2 separate regions of the Homo sapiens genome follow, and region 2 is linked to region 1. A link is an interaction called in ENCODE POLR2A ChIA-PET data of the cell type or tissue named here. Cell type or tissue: Panc1. All regions are shown on one strand.

What was found. ChIA-PET counts read pairs that join two places held together with the same protein. Peaks named below come from ENCODE experiments on the same cell type or tissue, not always from the same donor. Only the 100,000 strongest peaks of a DNase experiment are listed, where the experiment ranks them.
Region 2: POLR2A ChIA-PET joins it to region 1 with 15 read pairs; 2 of 35 experiments call an interaction of 5 or more read pairs at or near these places.

Annotation. Positions count from the first base shown.
Region 1 is chr6:128,256,810-128,264,809 of GRCh38, reverse strand. All of the region lies in intron 3 of PTPRK (protein tyrosine phosphatase receptor type K), which reads left to right. Among named protein-coding and RNA genes, the nearest start is that of PTPRK-AS1, 230 kb to the right of the region's middle. In Panc1, no CTCF peak of the experiment used is centred here; no DNase peak of the experiment used is centred here.
Region 2 is chr6:128,136,057-128,144,056 of GRCh38, reverse strand. The region is part of intron 7 of PTPRK (protein tyrosine phosphatase receptor type K); the gene reads left to right. LOC124900216 (a long non-coding RNA gene) reads left to right here. Exons shown (of 2, transcript XR_007059752.1): 2 at 1-8,000. Among named protein-coding and RNA genes, the nearest start is that of PTPRK-AS1, 110 kb to the right of the region's middle. In Panc1, no CTCF peak of the experiment used is centred here; a DNase peak (open chromatin) is centred at 4,326.

The DNA.
Region 1 (8,000 bases):
CAATTATCTCCCATGAGGTTCCTCCCAGGACACATGGGAATTGTGGGAGTTACAATTCAAGATGAGATTTGGGTGGGGACACAACCAAACCATATTAACACCTAGCAAGTGTTTTATGGGGATCAAATGAAGTAATGTTCATGAATATACTCTGTGAGCCAGGTATGGTGGTGCATGCCTGTAGTCCCAGTTATTCACTGAAGTGGGAGGATTGCTTGAGCCTAGGAGTTTAAGTTTGTAGTGCACTATGATCATGCCTGTGAATAGCCACTGCACTCGAGCCTGGACAACATAGCAAGACCCTGTCTCTAAAAAAATAATAAAATTAAAAATACTTTGTAAACTATAAAGACCTATCCAAAGTAAATATATTCTTAATGATGACGACTTATGTATTTAAAGCACTGTACAGTTTTTTGCATTTGCTGTAAATATATGATGGCAAAATGCTTACCTAGAAGTAACAGAACTGCATGTATTACTGTGTATCTGATATCAATATTTAAAATAGTGGGCTGTTCTTCTTTAAAGAAAAACTTATCTTTGCTTATTTTTAATTTCCTTGTTAGCAGTGGGTGCTTAGTACAATACTCCAAATAATATCACTCCTGAGTTTGGAACAGACATAAGGGAGGCAGGCATCTTCTTCGTTAACTGGACCTACATCAGATGTGGGGAGGACCCCCCATCTTCCTCTGGCTTTTCTTCTTTTGTCATGTTTTAGCTTTGCTGCCAATCTCCACTGATGGGTATGGCTTTTTTCTCATTGTTGGCAGGGTAGTTTGCTTGATGTAGTAGTCTGCTTCATACCAACCTCCTCTATCTTCAAGGACCTCCTTGGAAAGAAACAGCTGTGCTTCTTCTGGAGCAAAGTGGTTCACTACTCTGGCCTTTCCAACGGTGGTGGTCTCTCACTTAGATGCTGCCTGGGAAGCCCTTAGAGTCCCAGTGCCACCTCTACAAGGTACTCTTTCATGTGAAGACAGGAAAACCTCTTCTGTGTCCTCATGACAGCAGAAAAACTCCCATACACTTATCAGGCACACCACTGGTGTGCAAGAGCGGCTTGTACAGACTCTCAAATGCTAACTGTTAAATTTTTAGGAAGTTGTGATCTTGTTGTTAACACAATCATTACTAATTATATTATGTAAGTGATTAATCAAAAAGATTATTTTAGAAACTGTACTAAATATTTAAAATATCACTTTCTTATTATTTTGCTGCATTTTGTTATTACCTGTGCTCCTGATATTGCTTTATATCTGCTGTATTTTTATGGTAGATAATACCGTATAATGGTGTGCTACTGCACATCTCTCCCCACTCCACATTCTTTAACTTCACACTAGTAGCTTGAAATTGGCCATGGTGAGAGCATTTCTACCTCTGAAATCAACAAGTGCCACAAACCATGATCTGTCATTCCCTGCCATTTGTTGAACATTTACCAGCAGACTACTGGGCTCACTGTATTCTGGTCTCTTCTGGTTCTACTGCTACAGGCTACAGCAGCAAGTGTTCCCTCATTAATAGTCTCTATAATGAGAAAGAAATTGCCTCTTCCTTCTTAGGACTTTTTACCAAGTCCTCCCAAGAACTCTGTCATGAAGCATTTATCCAGAAGTCAGTTGCCAGCCACCTCTTCTCATAGGCACCCCAGTCTTGACTGATTCTTCTACAGTCTTCCTTGTGTTTGGCCCAGGGAGCGTTCCTGTGGGGTGAGCACTCGCTTCCCTTCCTTTGTGGAGGCAAGGAAGCTCATCACTATCAGTACTGGACTTCTCTGCCTGGTCCTCAGGGCTCAGTTCAGATCAGCTGGGTGTATGAAGGTGAAAGACTATGGTAGACGTGGGTCTGCCACCTCCCAGCAAACACTCAAGGAAAATTGGCCCAGTTTTTTATGAATTATCTAGAATGTAAAGCACTTAGACTTTTTTTTTTTTTTTTTTGGTTATTGGTTTTGGACCCACCTAAAAATTCTTGGGAAAAAAAAAAAAGAAGTACCATTTAACTTTGTATTATAAAAAAGACTGAAAGGGTATTTCATTTACAAAATTTATTTCACAAAAAAGACTTTTCGTATAAATGCATCACATTAAACAGAAAGGTAGGAATTCCTGATGTCTAAGTGTCTAGTCCTAAACTGATTTTCCAAAGCAACTGAGAGTTTAGTTGGTTTTGGAGACAGTGTCTGTCATTCTCTCCCTCTCCCTCCTTCTTTGCCTTGCCCCCTCCATAGCTCTGTAGTTGGGTCTAGTTTAGGGCTTACCTATATGAAAGATTAAGTAAACACTCTGTTCTTTTCTTTGGGAAGTTAGTGTTGTTTTAGTATGTGGGGAGTCGAACACTCTTTAAAATAACTCATTTCTAGAAAACAAAAAGGCCAAAAATTTAGGATAAGATAACAGATATTGAAGATCAATGATTACATATTAAGTCTGTCAGTGTGATTCTCTTGAGATAAAAAATCCTTTTTTAAGAGAGTATAGTGCATAATATATTTTTGCTTCTATGAACTTATTTGGTTTCAATAATTTAATATTGAGGCTGTCTCACATTTTAAACCTAGGGAGAAAACAGGTTGGAAACTACATAAAATTGGTGTATCAACAGTTTTGAGTTGCAGTTTAACTTTCACTATGCTGCTTAATTTGTCATCCATAAAATTGGGATGAATCCAAACCTGGAAAGTAATATTTGACTGTAATACCAAGCCATACAGCATTGCCTGATCCACATAAAGCACACTTGATCAGTTTTGTCATTTGCACATGTGGAGAGTTTTCTCAGGCTGAGTAACTCCTGGTATTGGATTCTAGGCATAATCATGTCATTCTTGCTTGTTGGTGCCATGAAATAATTAGCCCACCATGTAAGGGCCCAACTTGATGCTGTGCTTAAGAGTAGAGCCTATATTCTTGATTCTTGTGGAATTTGTGTCTTATATGAAAGTTTGCTTGACCCACCAGTTGCTTCTTTTTGCTTTTAACTGTTAATATAGCTCCAAAAGCTATTGCCCAAATTTGTCAAAATTCATATTTAAAAGTTCTGCTGTTCAATGAGCTAGTCACTAGCCAGATGCAATTATTAAAATTAAAATTAAAAATGTATTTATTCATTTGCACTATCCACATTTTAAGTGCTTGATGCCTGCAGGTGGCTGGTTAGTGGCTACTATGTAGACAGATACAGAACATTTTTCTTGTGGCAGACAATTTTGCTGGACAGTTTTGCTCTAGACTGAAGCTCTGCACACAGTACTTCCCCTGTAATAACTATAGACATCTGGCTAGTTTTTACTGTGTTACAAACATTTTGCTAATTCAAGTTTGGAGACAATGGATTTCATAAAGAAATTATAATAAAATATACCTGTCAATGTACAATGTAGTGTTTCACCATATTATGTAATAAAATATCTTAAGTGCTAGTTTGGAAAATTTGCTGTTTTTTGTTATAGTGTTTTTAACATCTTTTGCCCTCTAGAACATTATTCTCAAATTTTAAATCCATATAACTATTGAAAAATCTGTATAAGTATTGATTTCTGCTTTTACATCTTTAATCATATGAACCAAAAGAAATACAACAATGAATCATCTAATATGTTTGAACAAAAATTGATGGGTTTTTCTTTTTTGAAAGTTTTATTTGGAGCACTGAGCTTGGAATATAAAATAAATAAAGACAACATGGAATTTAAATTTGGATGGGTAAAATAGAAAATGAAGTTTAGAGGCTTGATAGATTGACAGATCAAGAGGGGTAAAACAGAAACTATTGCTATATAAGCTCAGGATGAAATACTAAGTAGAGACCTCAGCCTATACATAAAAAGAGATGGAAAAACTAAGAAAATGCATGTTTGTTTTGCAATTTAAATTTTTATTTTCAGATCTTAGAGGACAACTATATCATTAAATGTTAAGCTTGCTAAAGCAGTATTTTTTAGGTGTCTTTAAAGTAACTTACTACAACTTCCTATATTTTTGCAGCATCTTCTAATGTACATGAAAGTTCAGTGAATGTACATGAAAGTTCAGGGACCACATGCTTAAATACTGGAGTTGAACGGAGAACTAAGCTTGTTTTGAAATAATTTTTGTTGTCCCTGCTTCCAAATTTGTTGTGGTAGTGGTTATATGAGTCTTTTATTTATTAGGAGATTAGGAAACTGCTTTCATAAATGGACATTATACAAGCATCTTCAAGAAACATGTTTCGCTTCTCCAGCTCCAATTAGAAAAGCGGTAATCTCCATCCCAGCCTTCTGGATGGCTGGCCTCTCTTCCTAACTTTCTTACCCGAATACCTCTTTATAGGAGGCTTACTACATGCCATTTGCTATGCTAGATATTGTGGGTAGCAATGATAAAGGCCATCTTCTCTATTTTATTTTTGGGCATCCTCAGGGTTAATGCCGTCATCTTTTCCTTCAACAACTGCAGTGGTCTCCTTAACATTGTCTCTGCTTCTGGATCTTGGTCTCCCACAAACCACTTCTCACAGTCATCAAAACAAACTTCTTCAGATCATAATTCAGATTATGTCACTCCTCTGCTATAAGCCTGTTCTGTTACATTTAGAATGAAATCCAATCTTTTAAAAAATAGAATAAAAAAAAATATATTTTAGGAAGCCATGTCATCAGAAGTGTAATCCAGAGAATAATATACTCTATAGGTCTAAAAAAAGATTTTCTAAATTATGCAATTATATTTTGATAAATACTTATAAATATTCAAATACAGACATCAGTAAAATGAAAAGTGAAACTCATTTCACCCATTTCATTCAATTTCTCCCCCAAGATGACTACTGTTAATTGGGTCTATATAGTTTAAGGCCTTTCCTATGAAATTACGTCCATGTTGTACGTTTGCTTTACATATGTTATGGACTGGAAAATGAAAGCAGTTGTGTGGAAGGGTTCTTATGTTACAGAAGGAAGTCACATTTTTTTAGTTTCCTTTTAACTTTCTTTAAATGAAAAGGAAAGAATGTTTTAAGTTATATCTTCAACTGCTAGAAAGGTAGTATACTTAGAATTTTTATGGCCCTTTCCTAGGGATTTATGATTTTCACATAAAAGAATGAAAATTGAACACACACTGAATTATACTTCTAAAACATACTTGAAATTTTTTGCCTCTCTCTATTCGTGTTACTTAACCAGTGCAAACTTACTGTAAGTAACGAAATCATTGAAGAAATACACAGAAAATGAAAGTAATCCATAATCTCACCTTCTGCTTTCTAGAGATGACTCCTAATATTTTGACAGGTGGCACATACATATGCATGTATGTATGTGCATATATGTACATTATATATGTGTGTGTGCATGTGCATATTAAACTTGATATTCAGTGGAATCATAATACATAATGTTTTGGTTTCCTTAATTAGGTTATTGTGAAAAGCTTTCCTCTTCATATTCTATTTTTAAGCAACCTGTCCCAATCTGACAATTTCTCACTCTTAGTTTAGTGGTTTTGAGCTGTGGCATACTGGTGTTCCCTGACAGTGGTATTGCAGGTGTTGAAAAATTTGTAGTGTGATAACCTAGCCTATAGGGTGGAGCCTGGAACTATGACAGTTGTCTTTTTACTTCAAGGTGCCACACAGTTGTTGTCATCTCCTGTTTGTTTTTCATAATATAAAAGCATTTGGGAAGCACTGCTAAAAATCCATGCTTTCCCTGTCTCCCTCCTCAAACATGGACCTCCCCACACTTCTCCCAGCTTCCCTTATTACCTCTCTGAGGCTCTTCTCCTCACAGCAGACTGATCTTTTAAAAACACATGTCAGATATCAGGAACTTAGGAATTCTACCCCATATCCTCCACTGGCTTCTCAATGGAGTCAATAAAATCCAAATCCAGTTATTGGCTAGCTCCACGTTAAATTGTCTTCTGCTCTCTGCCTCCCTCATTCAGCTTTCTGATCGTGGAATGCTCCAAGATCATTCGTATCTCAAAGTCTTTGTGCCTGTCATTCCCTCCGCCTGGAATGGCATTACCTCCATCTTCCCATTCTGGTCTCTACTCATATTTTGCCTTCTCAGAGGCTGACCTAATTACCCCGTCTCTACCCTTCTGTTCGTTAACTCCTTTGCCTCCTTGCCTTAGCACTTTGGTCACTGTTCCATATGCTTGTTTAGTGTCTTTCTTCCATACTAGCCTGTTTTCCATGAAGACATCAACTTTGTTTTATGTTTTTCATCTCTTGTACATATCAGGTGCTCGAGAAATAATTATCTAATGAAAAAGTACATATACAATGAAAAAAGTACATAGCGAAACTAACATTTTTATTCAGTATTTGTTTCCTTTATTTCATTTTCCCAGTGCCTTGGATTTTTCTGGTCAGTTATCTCTAGTGTTAGCATGAGCACTTCAGGAAGAGGTAAGGGAGAGATATTAGCCAGTTAAACCATGCATGATTACTCTGTGATATCAGTTTTATGTAACATATTTTGATCTTTTTAACATAGTCAAATGGATGTTGTAACACTTGCTTGATTTAACATTATATTTTGGTCTTTATTATAGAAATTTTAAGGAATTTCACATAATCACTATTTTCTTATAGAAGAATATAGGGACAAGCAGAATGGTGATTTTCTTAAAGGCCTTATTTCTTAAAGAGAATAAAATTTAGTTTATGTATAAAGAAAATGATTTTATTCTCAGACACTTTCCTCCCTGTGTGTATCCCCTCAAATTATCACATTTAAATAATTCTCAGTGGTCCTAATTGATTTCTGAATAAAATATATTCTGGCCATTTTTCTTTCTCCCAGGATTTATTATGAGCCATGACAATAAAGTTTAGGTCTATTTACAAATCAGAGAACCTTCATATTTTTGAGAACTGGAACTTTGAACTAGATTAGTTGAGTATATCATGTTGGTTTTTTTGGTGACACGCAGTATAGAGAAAATTAAAAATGAATTTCCATCACACCTATCTTTGAAAACTGAATTTAGCTTAAATTGAAAGGGGTGAAAAGTTGGCATTTTATTACATCATTTCACTTATCTTATAAATCTTAGAGTGAAGACAATGTTTATGACATTATTTTAAGTCTGAAATTAAATTTAAGTGAAGCCTTTCTGAGACTTATTTATTTTAAACACTTGTTATTGCATTTTGGATTAAAAAATTACATACACAAATTTGTTTTCCTGAATATATAATGTGTTTGATCTCTCCATAAATATGTATGTTAATATAGCACTAAAATCTAAATCTTTCCACATTATTGTACACGTAGGTATGCAATAAATATTTCTTGATTGGTTGACTAATATCCAAGCATATTTAGGCATACTATTACATGTTTAGGTCTTTCTGATGAGATTCCAGTTCTTGAATCTGGTTGTTGCTACCACACTGACCTTTTTAAGGTGCAAATCACATTATCCCTCATGTAGAACCCTTTAAAGGCATTACAACACCTTCAAAAATAAAATAAAATAAAATGAAAAAAGGCAGACTCCTTTTTGTGGTGTAGAAGTCCATGCAAGATAAGGTCCCAGCTTCCTATCTCCCAGGTGTCTTTTTTTTTTTTTTGGATGGAGTTTCTCTCTGTCTCCCAGGCTGGAGTGCAATGGCGTGATCTGGGCTCACCACAATCTCCGCCTCCCATGTTCAAGCAATTCTCCTGCCTCAGCCTCCCGAGTAGCTGGGATTACAGGCATGTGCCACCATGCCTGGCTAATTTTGTATTTTTAGTAGAGACGGGGTTTCTCCTTGTTGGTCAGTCTGGTCTCGAACTCCCGACCTCATGTGATCCTCCTGCCTCGGCCTCCCAAAGTTCTGGGATTACAGGCATGAGCCACTCCATCTCCCAGGTTTTAATCTCTTCTGTTCTATTCTTCCTAACTAGATGTTCTACAAAATTGCTTGTGCCAATAGCTCATTATATTTCCTCTTGTCAGTCTTTTGCAAATACACCTTATTTGGTCTGTAACGCCCTCTTTTTTTGCAGT
Region 2 (8,000 bases), 120 kb after region 1:
TGGGCTGCTAAAAGTGAGAATGGGATGAAAAGTAATTAAGAGAGGAGATATAAAATAGAGTAAATAGTTCAAGGAAGTAGAGTTTCCTGACTGTGGGGAGCACACACCTCAGGTTTGTAGTCAAAAATTGAATGTGAACTAGTCATTATAGTTATACGTTTGTCATTGTTGTTAAATCCAGCCACTTTCAGCTGTTTTATTACAAGTGCAGAGTAGGCAGAGGATAAAATTTAACTCAGATTTGGGTTTCTCCAGCAAAATATTAAGAGGGGAAAAAATAGCTGAGAGTTTATAAAAGGATGAGATTAGAATGATTCACTTGGAATCTAAGCTGGATAAAGAGTGAAGTGAGGACAGGGGATGGCCAATGAAAGGCCAGCAGACTAGAAGTGCCAATGAGGCCAGTGAATCCCTGAATGGGAGCACTAGAGCCCATGAGCTGAAAGGTAAGGGCAATAACTCTGTGAAAGGGATGCCCAAATTGGTGTTTGGAAATGGTGCAATTATTGGTAATGACTGGGGTGGAAAAGAAGTCATCTCATTGTGGTAATATTCTAAAACACTAATAGAAAGCCTCATTTTCAGACTTAATGCAGGTCACAGTAGTATTATTATAGTACCATGTTTTAGATGAAATTAGTTACCACCAGAAATAAAACATTCATGTATTATGATATTTAGCATTTCAAATCGGATAATTACAAAGGTTTTCAAGTGTTTTTCTTAAGTGAATGTATAGTTCCCTTCCTTTTCTATATATGGTGAGAGGTGAACTTCTTTGGAGAGGAATATGTGGGATGAGTCAAAGTACTGGGAGAATGGAAAGGGTGGGGAGTTGCTGAGTTATTATATTAGTGTCTGCTATCTTGTAGTTCAATGTCAATCTTTTGCTGTTGCCTTTAGCCTCTCTTCTGCCTGGAAGGTGAAAAGAAGGCATTTATGGAGAGATCTACATTATAGAAGAGAAAGGGGAGAAGTGTTATAAGTTTCAGGACCAATCAATTTTAGACAAACTGTTGAATATTTCAATTCCTTTAACATGGATGAATTTTGAAGAGTATTTGAGAAATAAGTCAATATTTTAGATCAAAGGCCATAAATATCTTAGTTATATTACAATAATTTGTAATTATGTGAAGAAACAATGTACCAAATTGTCTCTACTTGGTTTTGGTTTAAAATATAGCATGCCCTATATATGATAGTACCAAAGCTTTCTTTTGTGTGTAGAAATGCATTTTATATGCATGACACCAGGATACTTAGATGATAAGGCATTGCATGAATAGAAGGACAGTCACTCCTTATTAAAATTAATCTTTATTTTTGTTGAAATGTAAGACTTACTGGTATTTTTTTCTTTACACATTCTAATTTTCTTGAGTCCACTTCTTTATTTAAAAAACTTCACATTTTTGCTTTAAATTTTTATCTGTAAGAAATATGTTTGCATTTGGAGGAGACATGTCTGTGAAAACCACACGTGTGTGTGTGTATATATATATTATGTATATATTTTATATATACCCATATATTTTACACACACACACACACATGGGAGAATTTGTTTTCTTAACTTCCAATGGAATGCTATACGGTGCTTCCAATGTTTGACTTGTCTAGCTGAAAGCTATGATGGATTTCTTCATCCTAGATGATATGTATTCCCTTTACTTCATTACACTTAATCTATCTGTGCAAGATCTTATGGCCTGTGGTAGACTTTATACTCTACCAGACAGCTTATCAGTTTCTTTGCAGGCCTCTCAATTTGAATTTTAAGTAAAAATGAATAAATTTGTGTTGCTTGTTGAGACTTTGTTCTGAAAGGCTTCTGCTCTCTGATTCTAGGGTGATAACTAGAGAAAGGAAGGTCATAGATTGTCATTTACAATAGCTGTATTGTATCTATGTGGTCTATGTATATATACACATACATATGCATATACTTGACATATGCATATATGTATGTATATGCACATAGTGAATATATAACTAAATGCACATATACATTAATGTATAATATGTGTTTAAGGAGTAAGAGAGGAGAGCTGGTTGTTGATTATCAGAAATAATTTGATATTTGGAAGGAAGAAAGATTTATCTTAATTTAGATGGGGCAATATATTGTACCATCTGCTGTTTAAAAACGAACAGTCTTATAAAATTGAAAGCAAAACCAGAAAATAATTTAAATATTCTTCTGGCTTCTATATGATGTGAGGATTGAACACATTGCTAAATTCATCCCAGTGGGTCAAAAAGGGCAGTTTGAGAAACCCAAGCCCAAGAGGAAATGGAACAATTTTATAAACAAAGTAAATAAATATAAAATGCTCTTGCTATCAAAATTGAGTTAATACATCTCTAGCTGCTCAAAACAGTTGCTTTAACACATAATGAAGCTGTTTAAAAGATAGTCAAAATGCTATACCTCAGGTTTGCACTCAGATCATTTTTTTTTTATATTGCTTTTGCTGTTGGAGGACTCCATACTCCAAATCTCAACAGGATTTTAGGTGAGGAGTTTTGTTTTGTTTATGCTTTTGTTTTTCTTTCCAAGTTATATGTGAATGACTAAAGTATTCTAAAATCTCCTCACATATTTATGTCTTTTAGAAGAGCTTATTTCACAATGTTCTTTGTAACTTTTATGAAGGTAAAGATATAATGATTCGTTCCGTGTTAATCTATAATATATATTTTTTCTAGTGTTTGTTAAAATATATTATTATTTGTCAATAATTTGTACTGAAATTTTATGTTTCTTGGTCAAGACTGTTCCCCTGACCTTTAAGGAAATTTGTATTACTATAGCAGAATACATTTTTAGTTATACATTTTCAAGGTTTCATTTACAGTACAATAATTTTGAACACTATTTAATAAAATATCAAGCAAAATAAAATAATCCAGATCTTCCTTTGTACTTTAGTTCCATCAAGAATCAACTCTTCCTGTGCATAAATTTTTCTCACCAATGAAGAAATCAAGTTGTGTTTAATAGGTAGTCAAAATTCATTATGTGTAAAGGTGCAAGTTATTAGGTTTACTAGAAGAAAAGAGGGATACAGAGATAGTCTTGAAGCCATAGAAATAATTCTCCCTTATACATGGTACTGAACAAAGTCTTCTACTTTTGTGTAAAAGCAAAATACTGTAGTCCTCCTTCATCTTTGGATAATGAATCCTCCACATTTAAGGGATATTAGATCATTCCTACCAATAAAAAACTATTTATTTAAAATGAAAACTAAGCCTTTGTGTGAATTTAAAAGTATTGTCTAGTGTGAAAACTGAGGAAAAATTAAGTCTGAAAAGTCAACTGCTTATATCTACCTTCTTTATTTTGATCTGGCCTTTTCTTCTGAAAATGTTTATCTGTAAAATGGACATCCTGATGACGACAATGATGATGATAATTCTGAGCATAAATCCAGTAGTTCAAATAATTCACTCTTTCTTGAAAAAAAATTTTTCTATAAATTTTTGGGAAATTACCTACGTACAGATCAGTAGTCAATGTATTCAAATCAATTTTGTTGCAAGAATCAGGGAACTAAAGACACTATAACAATTCAAGCTAGGGATGGACCTGGTAAAGTAGAGGTGTTGTAGACAAGCTCCTGACATTTATTATGAGATATTTGACTACTAAAAAGCATTCCTTGAGGTATTTATTTGAAAGGTAATGCTTCAGATTAAAGGAAAAAATTAATGTTTATATATTTTTTTAATTTTCAAAGGCCACTTGTACAAATTCTCTTTTACCCTTATAGGATTTTAAATACATTCTCCTTAATTTGTTGATCTGACTGTAAGTAATGCCTTATGCTTAGGGTTATTCTTCAGAGTAATGTAAAATAACATGTTCAGCTGTCATAAATGTTATTCATGTAGGTTGCCAGGTATAGAATGAATTCTAAATAATGTGAGTGCTAAGGAGTCTGGAAGCAATGTTGCAACTTGTGTATCTGGATGCAAGATAGGGGTGCAATAGCATTTTATACAGGAGATGGGAAAACATCTTTCTCCATTGCAGAGGAGGAGATGGAATGACAGTGTCTGAGTAGTCCAAGAGTGTTCCCAGCATTTGTTGGCACCCTGCTTTCTGGTGTCTCAATTTTCTTTTTAATTAATCAACACCAGTGATTTGGATTAAAAAAAAATGTTGCTAGTGAAATAAAAGCAAAACCTTGGCACTGTTAAGTATAGAATTGAAACCAAGTTATTAGTATCTGACAGCATTTAGATTGGGAGAAGTAGAACAGAGTCTATTCTCATGGACTCTTCAGTACTGCGTGATTTACTCAGAGCTCCTGGATGTTGATTCTGAAGTCCAGATGACTCATCAGAAACTGGCAATGAAGGGCAACCTGGATTTAGATATGTTTGTACATTCAGATTAGTGTTAGAAAGAGAGAGGCAGAGATTGATGGAGAGAAAAGGGGAAAGGAGAAAAGAGATTTATTGACTTCATTGACTGTAATTAAAAGGAACTCTGATCATTCAAAAGACCTTCCTCAAAGTTTCACACTTCTTTGTTCATGTTAAAACCTGTTTTTGTATCTAGGTTCTCAGTAGGGTACCTTTAAGCAAAAAGAAGAGAGGAGCCCTTTAAACTATAGTTTCATGAAATTTCACTCATTTTATATTAGTGACTTTGTGTGTGTGACATTTTATTCTTAAAATGTCTGAGATAGCTTTTACCTATCGGGCTCTCATCACTTCACAGATGGACTATTGCAGCTACTTTTTTAATACTGTTTTTAACATTCTTGATTCCTGTACTCAGAACCTGCAGAGGTTTACCACTGCTTGCAGGAAGTTCAAATTCTTCATCCAATGTTCTCCATAATGTTGTTCGTTCTCCATAATGTTGTTGTTCTCTGTCCATCTAATTTTGCCTCCCACTGTTTTCTGACCAGATCATAAACTCCTGCTAGACATATTCTCTTTCATTCCTCGCTGTCCTCTGACTTCATGCTATTTTTCTCTAGGCTGCTTTAGCTCACATTATTCTCCCCTACTCTGAACTTTCACTGATAGATTCCACTGTGTGTATTCCTTAATTGCCTATACACCATACTTCATTTTATTCACCCCTCTTGGGGGTGCATAGACCTTGTCATTTTCCTTTGTATGTCCCATGTGACTTGTTTGATGATGAGTAGTGCTGTCTGCAGAGAGAGCACTCAAGTGATTATAGAACATGTCCATTAAGTTTCCCAAATAGAAGACTCTTTATCTCCTATTCTGCCACTCTGAAAACTAAACAGAGGCTGTGAAAGGCTCAGTATTGCTGATGCTGTAAAGACAGGACACCTAGTTGCTTGAAGTCCCAGATGATTGATAGAAATAGTTTTTGTATAAAAAAGTGAAATTGATTAGCAAATTAAATAGGAATAAAGACAAGTGAGGGTGATTTAACTTAATTGAAGAAGAGATTAGAAAAATCAGAGCTGTTTTTAAAAAATAAGAATAAAAAAATCAGTGTGGTGAACACACCAAGGAGACTTTCAGAGGAAGGTTTAGATAAGTCCATAGGACAATAATCTTTAAGGTATAGCAGAAACATTGGACCTTCTTGAATAAGGAATGAAATTGTCACATACATAAATCAGAGTTCAAGAGGATTACCCCATCCTTGTTGATCAGTGCTCAGTAAGCCAGGTTGCACATCTATTTTTTCCCGTTGTGAGACAGGAAATAATTAAAAAGGGAAATAATCAGATTTGTAACTTAATAATATGGTTTGTAAAACTATTTTATATTCATCTGGGGCTGGCCAGAAAGCCATCTCTACTAGGCATGATGAAATTATTCTGACCATTCTCCAGTATTTATAGTGAAAATACATGTTCAGTATCTCTTTTGTTTCATAATATCTAAACAAGAACACGTGGATTATTTCCATCTTTAATTTCGGGACCAGGTATATATTAGCTCTTTTAAGGAAGTGTCATGTGGCACAGGTCCAAATACACATCCTTCCTTGATAATAATAAGTCTTTATTTTTATAAAGCTGTATATTTTGTAAGTCAAATATCTGTGTCTTTCTAAATATGTGCCGGATGTTTACATTTCAAATGGGCAAGAAAAATACCTGATGTGGGATATACCAGTTTTGTGGGGTGAGCTTCATTTATTTATTTATTTGTATTATTACTTGCCATTATTTGAAATAATTCATAAGAGCTATATAAGCTCTTCCTTTACTGCCTGGAATGTTTCATATGACCTACTAAATTTTGCATTACTGTATTATTTTAGCTAGTGGGAACATTTAGTATAATTACTTTGGCTATTCTTTATTAGATTATGAGCCTCCCATTACTTCTAAAAGACTATCTTGGATGCTGTTTGGGTTCAGTAAATAACTATGTATTACTGCAAAGGTATACTGAGATTTCTATTTTAAGTGGTGTCTGGCTAGCAGCCCTGGACACAACCTTCCAAAAATTTCCAGTAAATTGACTATGAAGACACACAAAGAGATATCTGTTCGTAGTATGGATAATATAGACTGATTGTCGCTTACTGCCAGAATTTGAGAGGAATTCTGGAATTGTTTTCCTACATTTAGTTACATAAAATTTCAAAACTATAGCAGTTAAGATAATTTTCTAATGGACACTTGCGTACCCACCTCCTGTATGTTACTATTACCATTTTATCCTACATGCTTATCCCCCACTCCATTGATGGAACTAGATTTTCAAGTGCAATTGGTGGCTTACCTATGTACACTTTTGGAAATAGAGCTAAGTTTGCCCTAAGGCAATAAGTAAAAAGCTGCATGGCTCAAAATAAAAGGTTTCTTTAAACTGGGAACTGGAAGCTACTCATATATTGTATAAATTTTGCTTTTCAAACAAAGCAAACCCCTTCTGCAAGTACCTATCTGTTTTAGTATGTATTCAGAAAGTAATTAAATGAGAAATAGGGAGGAGGGGACATGGTTATATTTTGTCCCCTGCAGAGTATAGCTCTCACAAGTGGAACCCTACAAGCAAAACAGATAGGAAGAGGCTAGGGTAGTGGTTTATGCAGCAGTGTCTAGTTTTGTACACATTCCAGCAGTTCTGAACTTAGTGCACTGGGCTATTGGAGAACAATAAGGTCCACTTCAGAACTGTGGAAGATCCCTAGAGGATAGATTCTGGGGTTTGGATAGAAACCATGTACGTGGACTAGCCATCCAGCTCTGAGCAATGGATTCGGCCATTACAGAAGGGCATATGAAGTGGGCCAAAGAGTGAAGAATGCATTTTCTTTGTTGGCTATCACCCAAGTTAAGTATAGCTCCACCCTTGTCCACAAATACAAAAACAGAAAGAAATAAGATAGTGGTTTTAAAACAATAAAAATACTTCAGAATTATGCTACAACAGTAAAATCCTAATGAAAATACAACTGCATCTACAGTGTTTTGCAGACAGGTACCTAGCCAAGAATTTTATACCAGATTAAGTAAGTCTTCACATGAGAAGGCAACAAAAAGGCATTTTTTAAAAAGCTAAAGTTGAAGAAATATACCCTTATACAACTTCATAAAAAAATATTTGAATCAAAAGTAAGAGCCTAAGGATGCCATTTTATTAAATGAATTATGCATCTTCCCTTACACATTCCGATCCTAGATCACGAAAATTTAGATGGGATGTGTGTTTGATCAGTAAATAGCGCAGCTCAGGGAAGCACCTTAATCCCTATATGTAATGCTTTTCTCAGATGTTTTATTTCTTCATTTTTTGATACCATATGTATTTGTCTGCCTAGGATGCCATAACAAATTAGTACAAACTGGGTGGCTTAAACACCATGGTTCTGGAGGCTGCAAGTCTGAAATCAAAGTGTCAGGAGGTTTGGTTCCTCTTAGGCCTCTCTCCTTGGCTTGCAGATGGCCACTTTATCACTGTGTCCTCACAGTGTTCTTTCCTAAGTGTGTTCACATCCCAGATATCTCTTTCTCTTCTTATGGGACACCAGAGATACT